Linked DNA regions of Homo sapiens: region 2 is linked to region 1. A link is an interaction called in ENCODE POLR2A ChIA-PET data of the cell type or tissue named here. Cell type or tissue: A673. All regions are shown on one strand. Each heading gives the region's core, and the rest is flanking DNA. Links, peaks and the distances in the headings are about the cores only.

The links. ChIA-PET counts read pairs that join two places held together with the same protein. Peaks named below come from ENCODE experiments on the same cell type or tissue, not always from the same donor. Only the 100,000 strongest peaks of a DNase experiment are listed, where the experiment ranks them.
Region 2: POLR2A ChIA-PET joins it to region 1 with 7 read pairs; 1 of 35 experiments calls an interaction of 5 or more read pairs at or near these places.

What each region holds. Positions count from the first base shown.
Region 1 is chr6:3,420,325-3,427,595 of GRCh38, reverse strand. The region is part of intron 1 of SLC22A23 (solute carrier family 22 member 23); the gene reads left to right. Among named protein-coding and RNA genes, the nearest start is that of SLC22A23, 33 kb to the left of the region's middle. RefSeq lists an enhancer at 1-71. In A673, for the core only: no CTCF peak of the experiment used is centred there; DNase peaks (open chromatin) are centred at 3,945, 4,955 and 5,265; H3K27ac peaks cover 2,370 bases.
Region 2 is chr6:3,959,556-3,967,157 of GRCh38, reverse strand. No RefSeq gene overlaps it. Among named protein-coding and RNA genes, the nearest start is that of TGILR, 51 kb to the right of the region's middle. In A673, for the core only: no CTCF peak of the experiment used is centred there; a DNase peak (open chromatin) is centred at 3,967; H3K27ac peaks cover 1,975 bases.

The DNA of each region.
Region 1 (7,271 bases), core at 2,137-6,136:
AAAGCACGGTAGAGCCCCGGGTAGACCTGGACCTGCTCCTCCTTCAGCATCTCCCAGCTATGAACACAGCTGCTCCCTGGAGGGCGTCTTCCATCCTCGTCTGGCCCACTTTCTAATCTGGTGCTGACTATGCAGACAGGATGTAAAACTAGTAAAATACCCCTTAATTTGGGTCAGTTAGGGGTGAGGCTAAAATGAATAGCTCAGACTCTAAGTAATCAAAACCCTTTTTGAAGTAGTTTTATTACTCTCAGATCCAAAATGTTACTTACCAACAGACATAAGCCCCCGAGGACCTGCTTAACTGACAGACAAAATTAATGAGTAATAATCACTTTGTGCCGGTTACTGCACCAGGCGCATTCCCGATGTTATTTTTGACTCTTGTAACAACCCTCTGGTGAAGGTTTTGCGACTCCTACGTCATAGATGTTAAAACTGAGCCCCCACACGGTGAAAAAGCTTGCCCTGATGACCGCGGGGCGAAACTAGAAATAAAACTGGGGCTTATCAGGCTCAAACTCCGAGCTCTTAGCCTGCATCCCAGCTGTGCTTGACAGCACATTCGCAAGCTGGCTCAGACCCCACTTTAGGCTCTGAATTCCATGCTACCAGGCTCTCGCTTACCATGCGATGCCCTTCCTCAGAGACAGTGGTAAGCCAGAGTCCAACCCAATGAAGACAAAGTCCAAATGGGTAAAAACCTGAAGGATTATGCTGTCCTGTAGCAGCAGTCACACCTACTACAGCTGAGAACTACTATAGTTGAGTAACTTTGGGATGTGGAGTAGGCCCAGGGCAGCCTCCAGCTTTGTGTACCTTGTTTGTAGCTGGTTGGTGTTAGCTGTTTTCATGGAAAAGGTCATCATTTAGATCCACGGTTGTACTGGCTTCTAGTTTGAGCTAAATAAAGCAAGAAAAAAAAAGAGAAAGAAAGAAAAAGGCATCATGTCATCTTCAAGATGGTTACACCAGTGTTGAAACAGGAGAAAAACTGGTTTACCATCTCAGGTACTCTGATTCATATGTTACAGAAAAAGATGAGTATTTGGCAGGAAGCCTAAGAGTAGGTCTCAATTAAAATGTTAATTTTTTTTTTTTCCTAATCCTTCCTGTTGTAAGAGTTTGGGACTAGAATGAAGGTAGTACCACCACACTGACCATTAGATTAGCAGTTGTCCTGGCTTGGCAGTAATTGACTTGTGAAATTTGTTGGGAGAGTCATGCGTCCCTGTGCATCAGGTCACCCTGTCTGAAAATGACATTTTCCACGGCAGTCTGGTATGGAGCAGCTGAGCCCAAGGAAACCTGGGCTCTGCTCAAGTCTGACTTGGCTATAAGCTTTTTTAATTCTGAATGAGTCACTTCACCTCTTATTCAGTTTCTTTGTTTTTAAAATAGGGAGTTGATCATAACTTTTTTCAACATTTCAGTACTAAAAATTCTATTTAAAAAAGATACTGTGATATTAGTATCTTAAACAGCCATCATGTATCAAATATCTGCTATTCACAGACCCCTGACAAATTATTATTTGTTTAGTCACTGTAACAATGAAATAACACCGAAGCCTGTCCTGTTTTCAGTATGCTACTTTGCTTCTATATGCACATAAAGTGTATTGAATATTTGTCCAGACAAATGCTATAACCTGTAACAAATTAATATAAACCAGAGAATTGTATTTATTTGTATGAACTAGGGCTGTTTCTTTGAGTTTACTGGGGGAAAGAACCTGAGTTTCAATCAGATACAGATTTATAATTTATGTAAGAGACACTTGATCTTGGACTAGCATCACTTCTCAGCCTCAGTTTCTTCATCTGTGAAATGGACATACTGGTAATAATGTCCATGCAATGGGCCTGTTGTGCTGTCAGGGTGCTTAGTCAAAGCAGCTGGCAGAGTCCCTAGCACAGGGTAGATACTTAATGAATCTTAGTTTCCTTTCTTCACCTAGAACAATGCTTAATTTAATGTCATAGATTTGTTCTATTAAGAGATAATTATTCGGCCGGGTGCGGTGACTCATGCCTGTAATCCCAGCGCTTTGGGAGGCCGAGGTGGGCGGATCATGAGGTCAGGAGATTGAGACCATCCTGGCTAACACGGTGAAACCCCGTCTCTACTAAAAATACAAAAAATTAGCCGGGCGTGGTGGCGGGCGCCTGTAGTCTCAGCTACTCGGGAGGCTGAGGCAGGAGAATGGTGTGAATCTGGGAGGCGGAGCTTGCAGTGAGCTGAGATTGCACCACTGCACTCCAGCCTGGGCAACAGTGAGACTCCATCTCAAAAAAAAAAAAAAAAAAAGAATTATTCATTGTTTTAAATAAATTTTTCATATACCCAATTTTCTACTGGCTTTTATAATAAAACTAGAAATATCTTTCCCTGGAGGAAAATTACCAATAGAGAAAAGTTTGGTGGAAACATTTAAAAACTATATTGCCTATATAAATTTGGTATAATAATTATGTATTAATTATTTAAATTAAATTATACTTGAAAAATAATCACAGAAAGAGGCTTAAGAAGATAAATAGCAGAGCACAGTGAACACGGGTGGACACGGGAGCATTCTGACTTCTGGGAGGGTCATTCCTACCTGACGTTAACACTCTGCCCCTCCCTCATTCTGAGCATTAGCTTAGGCATGAAGGAATAAGACATGGTCCCTTTCTTCAAGGAACTTGCAGCCTAGTGCAGGAGTCAGCAAAATTTTTCTAAAAAGGGCCACATAGTAAATATTTTTGGCTTTGCAGGCCATGTGGGCTCTGTTTCAGTTGTTCGACTCTGCCGCTGTAGTGCAGAATCCGCTGCAAATGAATATATGAATGAAGGAGCACGGCTGTGTGCCAATAAAACTTTATTTACAAACACAGACAGCAGGGCTGTGTTTGGCCTGTGGGCTACAGATTGCCACCCCCTGAGCTAGTGGAAGAAAGACTTGTAAACAGGCAATTATGATATATTGTAAGAACAGTCTACGTGTTTTATCATGAGTACAGGATGCTTCAGAGGCACAGATCTCCTGATCCGGTCTTGGGAGAGGATACCCCTCAATGGAGTTTATTAAACTTTATAGAAATAGAGAAGCATTTTCATTTGTAATTTTGTACCCCTTTCCCTTTTCACTTGGTTGTGTGCTTGCGAAAGTAATATGTGTTGCTTGAAAGAAAAAATGCGTGCAGTACAGAAAATCGGCCATACTTTGACTGACAGGTGACATACAATGTCAAATCATTTTGGTTGTGGTGAGGTTTGTCCTTTAAAGCAGGCATCAAGCCAGAAAAGTTGGAGTGGGAGAATGAGGGTGTTGTGGGAGTGGGGCACAGAAGAGCAACATGGGCCAAGGGCATGGAGGCTCTGGGGAGCTGTGAGCACTTTGGCAAGGCTGGGTCATGGCAGGGGTTGGGGCAGGAGGTAGTGATGAGAGAGGTAGGTGGGGGCAGCCACCCCTGGCTCTCTTCCGGAATTGATGGCAGCCAGTTTGTACATGGGAAGAATAGAAGGTGACAGGTGACTCCAGCCATAAAGGGAATGTAACAGGGTCCTGTTACAACAAGGCCATAGCCTGCGGCTGTGGGAAGCCACTGAGGCATTTGTTTTCAGCAAGTGGAAGATGGCTTTCCTTCACCCTCCAAGTTCTCTCCAGGATGGATCACCTGGGTCGTTACAGTCTTCTCATTTCAGAGATCCCCTGAGGCTCCCAGCAGAAGTTCCCCACCACTGGCTCTCTTCCGGAATTGATGGGGACATCTTAAATGTTAATGCTACAGTCCGGCTCTGTTGACACACTGTGTTATACTAGAAAATACCCTCCAGTAACACTTGAAACAACTTTTGAATTTCTCAAGTTAACAGTCTTCAAGTTATTTCATATAAATGAGTTGCTAGAAGCCTGTGTGCTGACTTCTTGCAGGGCATTAATAGCTGCTCCCTTTTGATGCTAAGGGATCTGTGGGGTTCCTTCCTTCCTCCCTCCCTCCCTGCATTCCTCCCCACTCCCTCCTTCCTTTTTAACTTACAGGGCTTACTCTTAATTTCCTTTCTTAGAGGTAGTTGATGAGGGCCGTTAATAAAATACACAGTGCAGAATTTGGAAAGACTCTTCAAGGTTTTGGTAGCTAAAAGGGCATTGCTTATTAATTATCTCTGCTGCTTTGTGGGTATCTATTCAGCTTCCCCAAATGCCATCGGGGCCCTGTACAAAACGAATAAGAACGTTCAATAATGCAAACCTCTGCTGAGAAAGATGTACCTCCCTATTTCCTTCAAGAAAAAGTAAAAGAAACAAACAAAGAAAAGTGACTCATTGTATTTTTCCCTCAGAGATAATCCTACACATCACTGAGGATGTGTTCAGGTGGTAATTTTTTCTGTTTTTCAAGTTCTACATCTCTAGCCCTTTAAAAATGATCAAATTCAGTGAGAACCAGGAAAGCCCCAGTGTCAGTAAATGAAGCAGTTTCTATTTCTCTCCCACCGGGAAGGCTGCACTGCGCAGAAGAGGAGCGGACAGTAGAGTTGTCATTTGAAGAAAAAAAGACAAAAAAAAAAATTGTTGCTTAAGGGTTCGAATGAATCGGAAATTACATTACTCATTAAAATGGGACTACGTGAAGTTTAAGAAATATGAGCAGCTTTAACGGTGTGGCTCTGGGGTGGGTTTCCTTAGAGAGGCTCAGAATGCAGGTCTGCTAGAGTTGGGGTGTATCTTCCATCCAGCAGGAAGGGTTTGCAATCTATTTTTGCCCCGGCTATTCCCCTCAATGTACCATGGTTATTATTTTAGCACTAAGGTAGAAAAAAGGAAAGATGAGGAGCAATTTGAGCAGCAATTAATATTCATTAAAGAACAGAGAAACAAAATTGAAAAGAGAAAAAATTTCCCCGGAGTACCCAAGGATGTTCATTATGTCATTCAAGGAAGCTTGCACCAATGCCAACTCTAATTGGCAGTTGTGTTGGCTACTGTTGACAGCAAACCTCCTAAAATTGGAGGATGAGCTTAGAGGCAAAAAGTAGAGAGTAATTTGAGGTTTTCAAGTCATGCAGTATATCTTGAGTTTTGATGGAATCTTTTAGGGGAAAAAAAATCTGTCAACTGTTAGATTTAAAATACTGAAAAACACATTTAGGTAGCATAGCCTCCCTAAATGTTGAGAAACTAATCGTAGCTAATGTGCTTCATCAGCCTGGCTTGTGGAGGGTGTTTCTTTTGTCCGTCTGTGACTCATCTTCCAGGGTGGACTCTGTGTGTGTGTTCTTGCCATTTCTATTGTCTGCAGTTAAGAAGTGCAGAGCACCGCACGTCCATGGTATATAAAACACTGGTTCATGAGAGGCTGCTGAAGCTCTGTTTTAGGGGGGAAAAATGCTGACCCTACATTTCTCTAAATTCCTGCGACCCAGTCAGGAACTTTGTTTTACTTAAGCTTTTGAAGTTTTAAGCAGTACTATCCTCTTTGTAGGGCTGAACAGAAATATTTTCTTTTATCTCAACTGACACTGCTCAGCTTTAAAACAGACAGTGTGCACAGCGATTGGTAAAACCCTCGTGGTTTGCTGATAGAACAATTTCAAATGGGGATCTCCACTACAAAAGATGAAACTTGGGGGAAAATTTTCATTCACTTCCCTAAAAAACACTTTTCGCTTTAGTCAGTGAGCATTAACGTGCTTAACCTTCAGGCTGTGAAGACGTGGTTTGTTCCCAGTCACTTTCAGAATAAGCTTCCTGTAGGCCTGATTTATAGGATTGTCTTAAAATACGTGTTTCCGAGAAGGCGAAAAGGTTTTTCCTTTGTTGGTTTGTTTTTTAATGATTTTGTCTTTGCCTCCCCACCATCGCTACCACTGTGGGAGTTTACATTATTTTTCCCTACATTTTTTTTCTGTCATTTGAGGGCTTATAGATTCATCGTAGAAAGTTTGGAAAAGTCAAGAAAAGTATAAAGTTGAAAATAAAACTCAGTCTTATTTCTACTCTTTAGAGATAGTCACTTTAAAATATTTTGGAATATTTTCTTTTAACTTTTCCTGCATATACAAACATCTCTTCTAGTCACCGTTTTTCCATTCTGAAGCTTTCATACAATTATATCATGAGCATTTTCCTCGATCATTCATTTTCAAAAGCGAAATTTTTAATGGCACTATGGTATCATTGACATTGAGTCAGGTTCTCAACTTTTGCTCTGATAAGTTACAAACAGTGAAAATCATTGCATAGAGACCTCTGTGGGTGTCTCTGATAATTTACTTGAGATAAAGTTCCAAGAAAGGGAATTGCTGGGATAAAGAGTAGACCCCATTTAAAGTAATGTGCTGCATATTGCCAAATTGTCTTCCAGAAAAACAGTGCCTAGTTTATGCTCCTTGTACAGATTTGTACCTCTTTGTTTCTCCTTCATCTTTAGAAATTTTTTTAAAATTTTCTTTTTGAAAAACAAAATATTGTCTTTTTTTTTCCTTTTCTTTTTTCTTTTTTTTTGAAACAATGTCTCATTCTGTCACCCAGGCTGGAGTGCAGTGGCGCAGTCTTGCTCACTGCAGCTTCTGTCTTCCAGGTTCAAGCAATTCTCATGCCGTAGGCTCCTGAGTAGCTGGGATTACAGGCATGCACCACCACACCCAGCTAATTTTTGTATTTTTAGTACAGGATTTCACCATATTGGCCGGGCTGGTCTAGAACTCCTGACCTCAAGTGACCCTCCCACCTTGGCCTCCAAAAGTGCTGGGATTATATGCGTGGGCCACTGCACCTGGCCGTCTTCATTAGTGAAATCAAACATTTCCCAAGTGTTTAACTATTTGTGTTTCATATATGGTTAATCATGTGGGCGCTTAACTCAATTTCTGGTTGCAGTATTGGTGTATATTGATATGTAAGTGGATATATATTACAAATTTAGGTCTTTATAATTTTGCTTATTGTATTTTTGATGTGTAGATTTTTAAAATAGTAATTAATAGTAAAGTAGTAATCATTAGACTGTTACAAAATCTACCAGTTGTTTCCTTAGGTAGTTTTTCCCCCTTAGTTTTTCTCTTTGGAGATTTTATCTTCACTTCAAAATTAAAGAAGCAATCTATTTGCTTCCAATTTTTTTATGTTCTTATTTTACATTTTATCATAGAATTCATTACTGTGGAAAATAAGGTTGTTTTCTTTATCTCCCATTTATTTTCCATCTTCTTTAGAAATTTTCTGAGTCTCCTTGATGAATGTTTCTCCACTCTGGCAAGTCAAGCAATTGAATTATTCC
Region 2 (7,602 bases), core at 2,175-6,174, 540 kb before region 1:
CCACCACGCCCGGCTAATTTTTGTATGTTTAGTAGAGACAAGGTTTTACCATGTTGGCCAGGCTGGTCTCAAACTCCTGACCTCAGGTGATCCACCCGCCTCAGCCTCCCAAAAGGCTGGAATTACCAGAATGAGCCACTGCATCCAGCCGACAATGTTCTATTTAGCTCATGATGTAGGTTGAGAGGATTGAACTTAAGTTCTTTTCCTGACTGATTATGAGGCAACACATGTACCATTAAAATTTCTCAGCCGGGCGCGGTGGCTCACACCTGTAATCCCAGCACTTTGGGAGGCCGAGGCAGGCAGATCACGAGGTCAGGAGATCGAGACCATCCTGGCTAACACAGTGAAACTCTGTTTCTACTAAAAATACAAAAAATTAGCCGGGCATGGTGGCAGGGACCTGCAGTGCCAGCTACTCGGGAGGCTGAGGCAGGAGAATTGTTTGAACCCGCGAGGTGGAGGTTGCAATGAGCCGAAATTGCGCCACAGCATTCTGGCCTGGCAACAGAGCAAGACTCTGCCTCAAAAAAAAAAAAAAAAAAAAAAAGGAAGTTTAATCGACTCATGGTTCTGCAGCCTGTCCAGGAGGCATAGGCACATAAGGCAGCTTCTACTTCTAGGGAAGCCTCAGGAATCTTACAATCATGGCGGAAGAGGAAGCAGGCTCATCTTACATGGCTGGAGCAGGAGCAAGAGAGAGCGAGTGGGGAGGTGCCACATATTTTTAAACAACCAGATCTTGTGAGAACTCACTCACTACCCAGTACCAAGGCAGGATGGTGCTACACCATTCATGAGAACTGTGCCCCCATTATCCAGTCACCTTCTACCAGGCCTCACCTCCCAACACCAGGGATTACAATTTGGTGTGAGATTTGTTTAGGGACACAGATCCAAACCATATCAGAAACTTAACTCTGAAACCCTGTGTGAATATAGTACCTATCAAGGCTCGACATAGATATTGAGATGTTTTCTAAATTAATCTTCTCTCAGTCTGTTCTTGTAAAGTTACGAAACCAAAAGAAAATAGAATTAACACTGTCTTAGTCTTTTCTGGCTGCTATAACAAAACAGCGTAGACTGGGTAATTTATAAACAACAGAAATTTACTTCTCACGGTTCCAGAGCCTGGAAAGTCCAAGATGAGGCTCTGGCAGATTTGGTGTCTGATGAGGGCCATTTTCCGGTTCATAGTGTTACTGGTAGAAGAGACCAAGTTACCCCGAGTTACTGGTGGCGAATCCATAGGCATCTGCAGCAACTTCAGCCCTGGCCTCCTCAGAAGAATGAATTCAACTGAGGGGGATAAAGCAGAAAAAGAGACTGAGGCAAGTTTCAGAGCAGGAATGGAGGTTTATTAAAAAGGCTTTAGAACGGGAAAGAAAGGAAAGAACCCTTGGAAGAGATCCAAGTGGGCGCCTGAAGGTCAAAGAGAGAAAAAAGCAGAGCCTTGAACCTTGATCCTAGGAGTTTATAGGCTGGCCTCTTTCCCATGATTCTTCCCTTAGGCTGGGCTTTCTGCACGTGCAGTGCCCTCCTTACCCTTAGGAACTGAGTATGCACAGTTTAGGTGCCCAGCAATGACTCTGAGTCATGCTTACCCAGCATTTCCTTGGAATCAACATGTGTATCGTCAATAACGTGTTGCATTCATTACCACAGCTCTTCTGCTCTTCCTAGAAGCTGATTAGGGAGCACGTTTAGGGAGTTAGACGCTTGCCCATCTGAGGCTTTCTTCCTTTTTCTGATGGCACGTACCTGGAACATCGTACTTTGCCATTTTTATGTCTTAATGTGCATGCCCAGGAAGTTGCTTCTCCCTGGGGTCTGCATTCAGTTAACATTTTTTTTTGTTAACATGTGTGAATCATCAGGAAATGACCTCCCCCTGGCGCTGCCCAATTATTGTTTTTAAAGAGGCAATGCAATGATTGTCGAACCATCACGCAGCATTCCTAGTGGGTTGCGGGGGAGAGCCCTCTCCTTTCCCGCTCATGCCTATCTATCTACTTATAACAATAGTGGACACACCTTCTAGCTGTGTCTTCACATGGTGGAAGGGCAAATGAGCTTCCTTGGTCTATTTTGTAAGAGCACTAATCCCATTGATGAAGCCTCTGCCCTCATAATCTAATCACCTCTCAAAAGAAAGGGATTGGCCAGGTGTGGTGGATCACACCTGTAATCTTAGCACTTTGGGAGGCTAAGGCAGGCAGATTGCCTGGGGTCAGGAGTTCAAGACCACCCTGGGCAACATGGTGAAACCCATCTCTACTAATACATACAAAAATTAAACAGGCATGGTGGCGCGTGCCTGTAGTTCCAGCTACTCTGGAGGCTGAAGCAGGAGAATTGCTTGAACCCAAGAGTCGGAGGTTGCAGTGAGCCAAGATTGCGCCACTGCACTCCAACTTTAGTGACAGAGCAAGACTCCATCTCCAAAAAAAAAAAAGGAAGAAAAAAGGGGATTATCCTCTGTATATAATCATGTTAGGGGTTAGGATTTCAACATTAGAATTGCAGGGGAACACAGACATTCAGACCATAGCAAACACCAAACACCAACTAGGCAAAAAAGAACAGACCCCCAGTGCCATCAGGGTCACACTGACATGTAGAAGCCCACCCACATCTGAAATTCTGAACTCCTCTACCCCTGGGGTGGGCTGAGGGATCATCTGAAATGACGCAGACAAATGAATCTCACTTTCTGGATTTATTTATAGACCCCCTGTGTTGCAGAGCTCTACTCCCTTCCCACTGTGGCCACACACCAACCTGAACAGTATCTCAAAACAGCTTGAGGTATGGTGTGTGCTCTCCAGGATGACTCCTGCCTTTGAAATGGTCCCTAATGCTGCCATAACCACCCAACCAGCTAAAGCTGAATATATTGATAGTCTCAGCTCAGAACAAATTGCAGTTTAGCGTTTCCTACCTGAGTGTACAGGCACTAAGTCTAGCTTTGCTTTTGAAGTTAATTGTTCTCTCCTTTATCTGTCTGATATGGCCCTAATCTATATTAACACATTACATTTGCTCAAAGGTAATTTTTATCCATTAAAAATAACTCGAGAATGTTCTTTTCTTTGAAAGAATCAGCACTCCTCCATGACTGCTTTACATGTTCGCTATTTGAAGAGTGACTCAATCACTGCCAGACCTTTTTCCCTTCAATTAACTCAGAACATCCAAGATTGAACTCATCATCATTGCTTTGAGAAGGCAGCCCTCTCCGGCCCCTGCTGCAAACCCCATTTCCAGGAGTTCCATGACTCTGCTGTCTGCCAGGCTACAAGACCTCTGATTCTTCTTACTCTCTGTGTTCACTAAGAAGTATCATTTTGTTTTTCAATTTCCTGTAGGATTTTTCCAGTCCTGTCCATTTTTATGCTTACCCCCAGTCCAGATCTTCATCTCTTCACACCTGTATCCGTTATGATTGTATTGTACCTCCTATTTCCACAAGCTTAACAGTTGTCTTCGCATTCAGCAAATACTAATTGTCACAGTGTGCTAAGCCTTTCCTGTCCAATTCCATTCTACACACTATTCCCAGACTAATTTTCTTAACATGTGCACTTATCACTGTGCCAAGATGGTCAGTTGATCCCAGTCTGCTTTCTTTCCTTCAGACATAGAAAGAGAATTTATAGTTGGGCACTCAGTTAAAAATTTCCTCCCATCGATTTTTCTCACATCCACCTCTTCTGGGACTCTACGATTGGAGGTTGACCTGTGTATTGGGCCATTCATTTTCTTATTCTTCATTTCCTATTTTCTATCTCTTTATCTTTTGGCTCTACTTTCTGGGAAATTCTCTCATGATTATCTTGTAACTCTAATAATGAGACTTTCTTCTTCTCACTCTGTCTTTGTTTCCTGTGTGTATGTGTGTGTGTGTGTGTGTGTGTGCGCCTTTCATATTGGCTGCTCACACATCTGGTGCTCCAGGCTATCTTCCTTTGTAAGAGTGGAGCCTGTGAAGCTGATTGACAATTCTGTGTGCGTGGGAAGTTTGTCAACTATGGTCTTCACTGCAGGGTGGCCTAATAGAGTCATTTTATTGGAGAACTTCCAAAGTCAATATTTGTAGGTCTTTTGCCTTGAGCTGGTCATCTTCCCCAGGGAAGAATCTTCCAGACTTCAACCTGGAGATAATAGGCCTCGCTCTCAGTTCTCTGGGAAGTTGTTGAAGGTCTAGACATCAATTAGAGAAACTTCCCATCATTCCTCTTGTTTTCCATCCAGTATCTTCAAACTCAACTGTGCTTGTACAACACTGTTTTATTATCTCCACACTTCTGTCAAAGTAGGAGAGGCCATCTGAGCAGAGTCGACAGACTTAGCAAATCAAAATGCAGGCACCCACTTACATTTAAATTTCAGATAACAAGTAATTGTTTAACATAAGTGTGCCTCATGCAATATTTGCGACACACTTATACTCAGAAAATTATTCATTCCTTATCTGAAATTCAGATTTAACTGGGTATCCTATATTATCTGGCAACCCTACATCTGGGTGTTAAACTGCTTCTCAAATAGACTTCGTGCCAGTCTTCCTGTTTTGGGCCCCATTTTTACCCCTACAAGAGATGCCTGGATCTGCCAGTATCTGATCCTTCAGGCAATGCGAATCAAGCTGTTTTCCAGTTTATCTTGGAGCTGACTTGGGAATGGCTTTCTTAGGTCTGCTAAGTCAGTTACCACTTGCCCATCTGCTTTCCAGCTTCCAAAATTGGGTGGCTGTTTGTTTTTCTCTTATAAATCTATAAAGCTTTATAGGCTTAAGTCTTTTTGTTTTGTTTGTTTTGCTTTAGTATTGATTTTGGTTTCTTTTGCTCATCATAATATTTTTGGTTTTTAAGCATCTCAATTGAGGTGTTACGTTTTAAGCCATACAATTTGTGCTATTTGGCAAATGTACATGGTCGGGTAGCCACAGCCATAATCAACACATAGAGTATTTCCCACTACCTCGGAAAATTTCCTTCTGCTGCTTTGCCCTCATTCTCTTCCTCCACTCCCTGGCCTCTGGCAATCACTGATCTACTTTATGTTATTTTAGTTTTGATTTTTGTACAGTTTCATAAAGTGAGATCATGGCATATGTAATCTTTTGTGTCTGGCTGCCATCACTTAGCATAATGCTTCTGAGATTCATCATGCATCACGCATTGCTGCGTGTATCAGCAGTTTTCTCCTTTTACTGCTGAGTAGTATTCCATTGTATGAATATATACAATTTGTTTACCCATTTGCCAGTTGAAGAACATTCATTTCCAAGTTTTGGCTATTTGAATAAAGCTGCTATGAACGTTGATATACAAGTCATTGTGTGGTTACATGTGTTCATTTCTCTCATGTAAATTCCTAGGAGTGTTTCTGAGTCACATAATAGGTTTATGTTTAGTTTTGTAAGAAATTGCAAACTGTTTTGCAGAGTGGCTGTACCATTTACCATTTTAAATTTCCACCGGCATGTGTGAGGCTTCCAGGGGTTCTACAGCCTCAAAAATACTTGACGTTGTCAGTTGAATTAATTTTAGCCACTTTATTGAGTATGTAGTCCTATCTTGTTGTGGTTTTCATTTGCATTTCCCTATTGATTTTGAGCATCTTATTTGCCATTCAAATATTATCTTTGGTAATGTGTCTGTTCAAATCTTTTGCGAAATTTAAAAAATGAGGTTATTTATCTTCTTATTGATCTTGTAAGAGTTATTTCTGTGTTCTGGATACATTCCTTTTCAGATAAATGATTTGCAAATATAGTTAACCCTCATTATTCATGGATTCCATATTTTTGAAATCAACTATCCACTAAAGACTTTTTATAACTCCATTTAAGATACTGTAAGGACATATTGTGACTGTATGGCCAATGATAGCCATAGGCCCACTCAGACACTTCACAGGGTTGACACTATGTGTCACATAGCAGTGTGATGCAGCCTGGCCCTGGCGTTTCCAGTCTTGGCCCTAGATTTCCAGGGGATGAGATCACCTCAGCACAGATGCAACTCTCATAAATCTTACAACGAATCTGACACTTAGAGGAATAGCTTAAACTCTGTGAAAGAAATACCTGGTGACTGACCCAGACTGAATACAGGTATAAGAAAGGAGATGAATCCTCCAAACTCTGAGAATGGTCTCTAGATGGGGACCCTCCTGGTCAGGTGGTTATCCAACCCCTGACTGTGTCCAGCCCGTGCCACCAGCCTGTCCTGCTATCCGTCTTAGAAGAAGAGTGCTGTGAGAATAAACTGAGCAGCTGATGTTTCTGAATACTCATCTTTAACATCATCAGATGGAAAGGGAAAAGTCCCCCCTGGAGGAGCTAGTTAACTAGGCCCACCCGAGAGTTTCCAAAACAACACCCCCAACTCAGCACTCGCAGCACTTTTGTGGTCATTTGCAGACATGCAGAGTGGTGAAACATTTGAATTACTCGATGTGCAAAATCTCAGCTGAGGCTGTATAGGACGATGCTCTGCCGCCTTGTTCCAGCTCTCAAACCGTAAACAAATGTCCATTCTGCACCCTGTATAGAGCCACGCTTTTGCATTTTTGTACTTTTGTTGGTGATTTTGCTGTTTAAAATGCCCCCAGGCACGGTGCTGAAGTGCTGTCTACTGTCTCTGAGTGCAGGAGGCTGCGATGTGCCTGTGGAGACAGTACCTGTGCTGGATGAGGTGCCTTCAGCGTAAGTTGCTGTGCTTTTGGCATTAAGTTCAGTGTTAATGAAGCAACAGCCAGGTACATTGAGGCAAATCACCTCTTCCCACCAGAAAGTGCTAAAGTAGCATCTATAGTAGGTGACAAAACTGTGGGAAAAATGGAAAAGCGGCTAAATTTGTGGATTTGTGAGACAATGTGTGATTAAAACAAAAAAGTGTTGTGAGGCTGAAAGCCAAAGTCAGGAAAATGTCAAGCCCTTCTCAGCTAGCGCTGACTGGCTCGCATGTTCCAGAAGGTGATACAACGTGAAAAAGGTTAAACCTGCAGGCGAGGCGGGTTCTGCAGATCAGGAGGCTGTGGGAGAATTGTAAAAACGCCTTCTGAGTGCTATACAGGAAAAGGGTTATGTGGTAGGGGAGGTTCTCAATGCTGATGAGACCTGTGTGTTCTACTAGGATGTTGATAAACAAACGTATGTAACACAAATGGTGTTTCAGCTCATGAAAACGTTGTGACCAGACGCTCACAGAACCTAACCTGTGCTTTCCCCAGGAGAAATAGTTCAGTATTCATTAGTTCTGGGTTTGAGGCACATTCACAGAACATAACTACCTACCTCGAATCACAAGAATCAGCTGTGCTTCCCTCTATCCCTGCCCTGGGGGCTCCAGTCCCATTGAACTCTCTGTAGTTGCCTGAAGATGCTTTTCCTGGGGTGCCCTCTCCTCTCCATCTAGTCACCCAGATCCATCCTTTAAGCCTCAGCCCCAGTGATGCCCAGGAAGTCTCTCTGGACCCTCCCCTAGGGCGGCTGGGAATCTTTTCTTCAGCGCCAGGTGACATGCCCTGCACACACCTCTGGCTCAGCGCGCATCGCAGCAGCGGGATCGGTCACACACTCCTCCG